Linked DNA regions of Mus musculus: region 2 is linked to region 1. The links are chromatin contacts, found by Hi-C or POLR2A ChIA-PET in ENCODE. All regions are on one chromosome and are shown on one strand. Each heading gives the region's core, a stretch centred on a gene start or an enhancer-like site at or near the end of the contact. The rest is flanking DNA. Distances are from core to core; before and after follow the strand shown.

Region 1 (3,834 bases), core at 998-3,497:
GAGGAAGGAAGGAAGGGGAGAGAGTAGAGAAGCTGGAGCTACAGAGACGGCTCAGTGGTTAAGACCACTTACTGCTCTTACAGAGGACCCAGGTTTAGTTCCCAGCACCAAGATGGCCCACAACCATATGCCATCCAAGTTCCAGGGAATTTGATGCTCTCTTCTGACTTCTTTAGGCACTTCATGCACATTATGCATGGGCATTCATGAGGCAACACACACACAAAATCTAAAAATATGTTTTAAAATAGGAATAGAGACGCTAAGTAGCAAAGACTGAGCAGCAAGAAAAAGGAAAGCTACATAAAGTGCCTATCAACCAACATCAGGAAATGCCTCTATAACAGTGTGATGTGAGCAGACACATCACCTAAGCGTCTTGCATTTTTGTGGGGAAGGGGAATTTGGGGGGCTGGAAGGCATGCTGACCTTCCCAGATCATCTCATACTTTGATCATTTTCGAACAAGTTCAATGGATCTAGGAAAGTTGGGCCATACTTGCATTAACTTCATCATCATCTACCTGTCACCAGAATGTTTGACTGGTGCCTTCTTTCCGCAACTTGTGAGCGATGGCAAAAGAACTCAGGAGAAGCACCAGCATGTATACAATAGGCAGAACTCACTACCAAGTACAGCACACCCTTGAGGGTGCGAGGGAGCCCGCTGTGGTGGCACAGATGCCCCGGTGGCACACACCTTTAATCTCAGCACTCAGGAGGCAGAGATAGAGGCAGAGGCAGGTTGACCTCTGGGAGTTCGAGCCCAACTTTATCTATATAGCCAAGTTCTAGGACAACCGGGGCTACATAGACGGAGATCCTATCGCCAAGAAAACAACAACAACAAAAGAAATAGTACACAATAGCCAAAAGGTTCAGAGATACTACTACCACAATCCGCATGGGGCTTTTGTTTTGTTTTGTTTTGTTTGCTTTTTGGCTTTTTTTTTTTTAACAGATGTTTTTTCTGAGAGGCTTTGTGGTGTTCAAATGATTGATGAGCCTGTTTGTGTGGATTCTGACAGGAAAGAGGATGGTATGGTATATCTTTGTGTCTGCCTGGTACTGATGATTGGACCTAGGATCTTACACATGTTATAGGCATGCTCTACCGCTGAGCTGTCTCCCCCCTCCCCCTCCCCGTACCCCTCCCCCTCTCCCTCTCCCACAGTCGGTCTCCTTTTCTTATTCTGAGACAGTCTCATTAAGTTGCCCAGAGTGACAGGCATGAGGACAGGCTGAGTGGGTGGGCACATAAGCATCTCTGGAAAGAGACCGTTTTGTAGGTCAGGCCTGCTGCAATTACAGTCCCGTACCATTGGGCCTGGCTGGTCTGTATCAGACAAGCCTCTTGCTACATAGTAATCTTGCTACATAGTAATCTTAAATTTCCTAGAGTCAGGCTTAGTTACCCATTAATGACTGACTTTCTAGGCAGTTCAGGATGCCATGTCTACCCCCAGAACCAGAAATATGACCGAAATCCTATTCTTCTGACCAGTAGTGAAGAGCTCCCGCCTATTTTCATGCAGGCTATGACTGTAAGGAGTCTAGCCATCCCACCCCCCACCCCCCACCCCGCAGGAGTCCTTCAAACCTGCTAGTATCTAACTACTTAAAATACGCCTTGTGTTAACATAGCGAAATATTTAGATAGTCCAAGAATGTCCTAAGACTCTCAAACTGGGTTCCTTTTCTCAAAACTGGTGTATTTACGGGGGGGGGGGGTCCTGTCTTGCTGGGTTTGCCAAGCTACATACACCTTTGTACCTTTGTTATAAATCTTCACAGACTTATTTGGCAATGTATAGCAAAAACTAAAGCGATACTATCACACTCAAGACCACGAAGATTAGGGTCAAGTCACAGACTCCCAAATTAACAATTCAAACAGGACCTTCAGGATTTCTCAGAGAATTCCGCTGGAGTTCGGCTTTTTTTTTTTTTTTTTTTTTACCGCTTCTTAATCTGCAACAAACGCCACAAACTTTCTAACTGAAAAGTGCTGGTGACTGACAGAAATAAACGAACTTGTTTCTGAGAAAGAGACTTTAAAACGTAGATGCTCATCCCCCGCCCTCCGTTCTGGTTGCCAATGCAAATGAGTCAGAGGGCTTGCTTCAGACACTGAACTAATTGTGTAACTCCGCAACGGAAAGTGCCATTGGAGAATACATGCTGACCTCACAGCCGAAAAAAACTATTTAAAAGATGTGGAAACCAGATGTTTCAGCCGCATTCCAGCCGCTGCTCTGAGAATTTCGTGTGGGCAGCCCCGACATTGTAACCGGCTCTGCAACCGAAGAGATGGTCGTCCTCCTTTGCTTATGCGTCTTGCTGTGGGAAGAGGCTCACGGATGGGGATTCAAGAACGGGATCTTTCATAACTCCATATGGCTTGGTAAGAAACTTCACTCGCGAGCTTCATGTTGGGAATATCGATCCATTGACATCATAGAGGACTGAATGGAAGGAGTGAAATTTTCTAGTGTGTTCAAAGCTGGTGTTTTCACAGAAAATACTTTAGAGAGACAGTGACTGGCATGCCATTAAACAAAGAAAGTTTTCTTTTAAAATTGAAGGCTATCCTTTTATACAATATATTGTTCAACAACAACAAAAAAGAGGTTAAGATGTGCTAACATTGTAAAAATATATTTCAAGATTTCAAAGCAGATATGGTCGCTGACTGGTGGGTATTTCTTTATGGAACTAAAACACTACTATAACGTTTTTGTTTTGTTTTCCCACTGCACTGGCAGTAAGGTTTTAGGTGAGATGATGCAGGCTGACCTGCAGCATCTCTGAGCTCTGTGGACTCTGAGCTACAGGGTACAGCTTAACTTTTCTGTCTTTCAACTGTTCTAACAAGGCTCGAGTGTGGCTGGTGCAGGAAAGAAGATGAAAATGCTTTGTCCTTTTTAGTACGTTCATCAGGTTTGGCTCTTTCTGTCATGGGAGTACGTTCCTAGACCTTTGGTTAAATGGGGAAAGTTCTTTTTGCTGTTTTTGTTAAGTGTAAGGAATGACTTGGGCTAAACGCTGAAGATGAACAAAAGACCAGCAAATGAATATTAACACAGAAAACTCAGAATTCCCATTATAGCACTCAGAACAACACTTGAATCCTTATCATTTAAGTTGGATGCTACATTTTGTTCATTATTGTATTTAGTAGAGAATTTTTTTGATTGCTTGTTGGAGGGATCATCTTATTCTTGTGCAGAATAAACAAAACAAACAAACAAACAAACAAAAAACAGACAAAGCAAAATCAACCTAGATCTTGGTTTTTTGCTTGCTAGGCAACACATGGCTGTAGACTATTTTTCCCTCTCAGCAGTATTCTCTGTGGTAGAAACTGCAGCCATGAGGATCTCATTAGCTGGATTTGAAATGCACAGCCCTGCCGCCTCTTTTTCCAACTTGAGCCGAAACTAGTCGCAGTGTGACCATTTGGTCAAGATGGGCTCTGAAATTTGGTAGACGTGTACATGCAATCCAACTGAGGTAATACAGACACATTCGTCAGAAATGGGGAAACACCATAAAGCTGGTAGGAATTGAAGTCATGTGGGGAGATCTTGAAAGGCTGTCAAATTCTCCTGGGTTGGGGTGATTTGAAGTCATTGTTTTTGTAATGTTTTGAATGTGTATGCTACAGAACTGTAAACCTGAGTAAAAAGCAGTTCTGCCCTGAAGGTGGAGTGAAGCGAGCCCAGCCTTTGTGAGGAGCACAGCACAGAGGCTTGAGACCCTGTCAAATGCTTCAATCTGGGACGAATTACTGACTAGTCAGCCCAGCACAAATTGGTTACAGTTGGTTGGGTC
Region 2 (3,840 bases), core at 735-3,234, 35 kb after region 1:
GTTTATTTTTTAAATTAGTCTTTCTATGTAGTTCTGAGTCTCTGGAAACTTCCTATGTATATCAGGCTGGCTTTAATCTCAGAGTCAGAGATCCTCCTGCTTCTTCCTTCTAAGTGCTGGGATGAAAGGCATGCAGCACCACATCTGCCTCGTTTTGAAGAGGGAAAAAAAAAAGTCTGGCTATGTAGCTCTGACTGGCCTGGTTCTCATTATGTAGCCCAGGTTGTCCTGGAACTCACATCAATCCTACTGCCTCAGACTTGTGTTGGGATTACAGATTTGTGTTGATTAAATTTTCTAGAAATTTTGCAGGTAGTCTGTGTGGGTAAGGGAATTTGTTTTGATTCTAATCTTTCACCCTTTTCTATGAGATAGAAAACACCAAAGAGCAGAGAACTCATTAGCCTAGTAAAATTGCATGTGGAGCTCAACGATTTTACAAAAGCAACACTTGTTGCTCCCAGTACCTTGGACCAACCAGCAGAAACTTAAGTCATTTTAGGAGATCTAGAGCTGGGTGTGGTGGTGCACACCTTTAATCCCCAGACGCGGGAGGTTGGAGGATCTCTGTGTTTGAGCACCCGGGGTCAGGAGAATTTAAATCTCAATGGAAGGAATGTGGGTGGTGGTGGGGTAAAGGACGGAAAGATTCCACGGATTTCCCCACTCCCACTGAATGAAGCTGAAGGCTTGTCAATATTTGCTTTGACTTTTGTGACGGGCCTGCTTTGTAAGTCAGTGAGAGCTGGAACCGGAGCTGTCTTCTACCTCAGCCTTCTGAGTGCCGGGAAACAGGTGTGTACTACCGGGCTTAACTGACCCATAATTCTTGAAAAGGGGGATTTAAAATATGGGCTTCTCACAGGGAAAAGTTAGGTGCTGGTGGGTTGTTGAGAACAAGCGGCAGACTGGAGGTTGGAACCTAGGGCTTCAGTGTGCCAGGCAAATTCGCTAGTAGAGCCTGGCTCTGGGTGGCCCTATTATTCTTTGTTGTTATTTTTACTTTTTTTTTTTTTTTTTTTTTTTAAAGACAGGGTTTCATTATGTAGCTCTGATTGTCCTGGAACTCTTTTATCTGTCTGCCTAGCCAGTTTAAGTGTTGGGAGTAAAGGCGTGGGCCACTAGGTCCTGCTTCCCTGACCTTCTGTGCTTAAAGTTGAAACAATCTTGCGGGTTGTGGAGAGTGCTGAGAGGCACGTGAAACGATTTCAATGATTACCACGTTGTTTAAGGGTTTACTGTCGTTTCTGCCGCACCTGTGTATCCCAGGGCCACCGTCACCCCTCTACACCTGGGGTCCAATGGAAGTAAACCAATTCTAGGCAGTTGCCTCTGAGGAATCTCAAGGCTGAAGGGCGGTATTTTGAAATCTGCAAATCAATACCGCCCATTTCCAGGCCTTTGTTATGCACGCCATGGGTCTCCTTTAGCAACACTCCCCCCCTCCCCCCCGCTAAGAAATGTGCTGCCACTAGTCCCCACTCTCAGAAGCTGAGATGAAGTCAATTTCCTAAGGTCACAGACCAAAGCTTGAATGCGTGGCTTTTGAGGCACCTCCGACTTACTCATTGGGCTGGGGCTTAGAGGCAGAGAGCTAGGTTTAGCAAGTGGACCTCTAGAAAACAAAAACCCAACAACAGCAGCAGCAGCAAACAACAACAAAACAAGCCCAACAGCCTGCCATTCACTCTCAATCAAATGGTTTTGTGGGCTCCTTTGGGAAGCACTGGAGTTTTGCAAACTTGGTCGGCTGAGCAAGTAGCTGGAGTCAGGTGGAGTGGGGCACTAATTTACATCACCCATCTCTAGCCCCGGGCTGGAGGCGATACACACCCCCCGAGGTGCTCCGGGGGCGGGGGCGGGGGCGGGGGCGGGCAGCAGGCCATCGAGCAGCCCGGCGCGCCACCGCCCGTTGGATTGGCTCGAGCCTCTCCCGCCAGGCCTGCCCGGCTCCCGCGCGCCGCTGGGCCCGCCCCCCGCCGCCATCTTGGTCGTGGAGGAGCGGGCTGCACGCGTGAGTAAATAAGCGCGAGCCGGGAGCGGACGGCGGGCCCCGGGGCGGCGAGCTGCGGAGCGGACTTCCCGCGTGGGGGGTGAGGAGCGGGAGGCTCGGCTCGGCCCGGCCGGCGCCGCCTCTGCCCCCTCGCGGCCGTGCTGCCTGGGAAGCGGCGGCGGGAGCCGGGCAGGCGGGAGGCCGGCCTGCGAGCGCGCGGCCCGGCGTGCAGGTGAGGGCGCCGCGCGGGCCGTGCCACCGGTTACTGGGTGTCTTCCGGCCTCGCTGCAGGGTGGCGGCCGACATGACGGCCCCAGGTCGCAGCCCCCTGGAGCCGCTTCTGGAGACTTGGGAAGACCCCTCGGTGCCTCCGGGAGAGCAGACGGACGCCTACCTAACTCTGACCAGGTGAGGCGGGCCGGGGGGACGAGCCCGGGGCGGGAGCCGGGGCAGCCGTGGGGACCCGGCGGACGCGGGTAGTTCGGGGTGCACCGGGCCATTGCCTGCCGAGTGACGTTGCGGGGCGCAGCGGCGGCGTCCGAGGGCTTCTTCGGGGACGAGCGGTTCTGTATTTTTTTGTCTGGCCCGCAGACGGGAAAGCCTTTAAAGAAAAGTTTGGAGTCGAGAGGCGTTTGGAGAGCAGGGCTTTGCCCTGCGAACCTCGGACGCCGTGGGAAAGTTGGCGATCCGGAGTTAGTGGGTTTAGTTAGGGTCTTTGGCTCAGGCTCGCTCCAGTGCTCATCCCCCGACCCCGGCCTCGAACTTGTGGTTCTGCCGGAGTGGTTGAGATTACAGGTGCGCGAGTCAGCAAACCGGCCCCAGAATTGGCTTAAAAAAAAAAAAAAAAAAAGCAGAGCCAGGAACCCCGTTTTGACTTATTTGAAAGGCTTTAGAAAAATTTCTGAATTTTGTTAAACTTTCGTATTTTCTGAGTTAGAAAACATGATTAGGGAAAGGGATTCCCACTTTCTTTTCTCATGTAAAAATTACAAAAAAAGAAAAGAAAAAATACGTTTTCGAGGCCAAAAAGCTTTGAGGCAAGTTACCGCTTATATGTGGTCTAACTTAAAACATTTTTTCTCTATACCTTTAAACTTTTTAAAGAAAGAGGTTAATTCCAAGGGCTTGAAAGTCGTCTTTAAAAACTTAAAACAAAAAGCCAGTTACGAGTTAGAGTGCCTGCGGCTCCAGGTGTTGGATGGCTCTGGAACTGGAGTTACAGGTGGTTGTGAGCCACGATAGGGGTGCTGGGATTGAACACCAGTCTTCTGCCAGAGCCTCTCTGTGTTCTTACCCTGGATCATCTCTCCAGCCCTGAAAGTAATCCTTAAAGTGATGGCAATAACTTTTTGTTTGTTTGTTTATGCTTTCGACTAAGCTTATGTTCTATTTCCTTTAAAGTCGTATGACTGGAGAAGAAGGAAAAGAAGTCATTGCAGAAATCGAGAAAAACCTTTCTCGGCTGTACACGGTTTTAAAGGTCTGTGTTCCTTTCTTAATGACTTCGCACTGCCTCAGTCTGAACCCACTAGACTGAGCCCTTTGAAATCTTTTCTTAGCCTTCCAAATCTGGGATTCCAGGAGCAACTCTGACTAGCTTTCTGATAAAATGGTTTTTCACTGTGGATGGAGCATCATTATCCAGTGCATTGTTAATGCCCTGAATACAAAATATCATCAGTTATATTGATGAGATTATTATCTCAAGTGATTATATATGGTTCATCAGGTGCTCTCAGTTACCTTATGTGTCCTCTCACTTCAGTTCATGTATGTACCACTAAGCTACATCCATAGACCAAGTCTGCTCTTTAAAGCCCCACTTTGCAGGTTAGGAAATCGGTTCA

Evidence for each region. Hi-C counts contacts between places; a loop is a spot of excess contacts on that map. ChIA-PET counts read pairs that join two places held with the same protein, here RNA polymerase II (POLR2A).
Region 2: a map of left cerebral cortex shows a loop between it and region 1 (2.5-fold over the local background). The contact joins the promoter of Rif1 here to the promoter of Tnfaip6 in region 1. A Hi-C loop is called at or near these places in 3 of 37 maps with a recorded cell type or tissue (heart and left cerebral cortex). POLR2A ChIA-PET finds 5 or more read pairs at or near these places in 4 of 5 experiments (Patski and embryonic stem cell).

The regions. Positions count from the first base shown.
Region 1 is chr2:52,035,866-52,039,699 of GRCm38, forward strand. It overlaps Tnfaip6 (tumor necrosis factor alpha induced protein 6), which reads left to right and starts at 2,248. Exons shown (of 6, transcript NM_009398.2): 1 at 2,248-2,404. The coding sequence starts at 2,311.
Region 2 is chr2:52,070,853-52,074,692 of GRCm38, forward strand. It overlaps Rif1 (replication timing regulatory factor 1), which reads left to right and starts at 1,985. Exons shown (of 36, transcript NM_001355415.1): 1 at 1,985-2,014; 2 at 2,285-2,401; 3 at 3,395-3,473. The coding sequence starts at 2,298.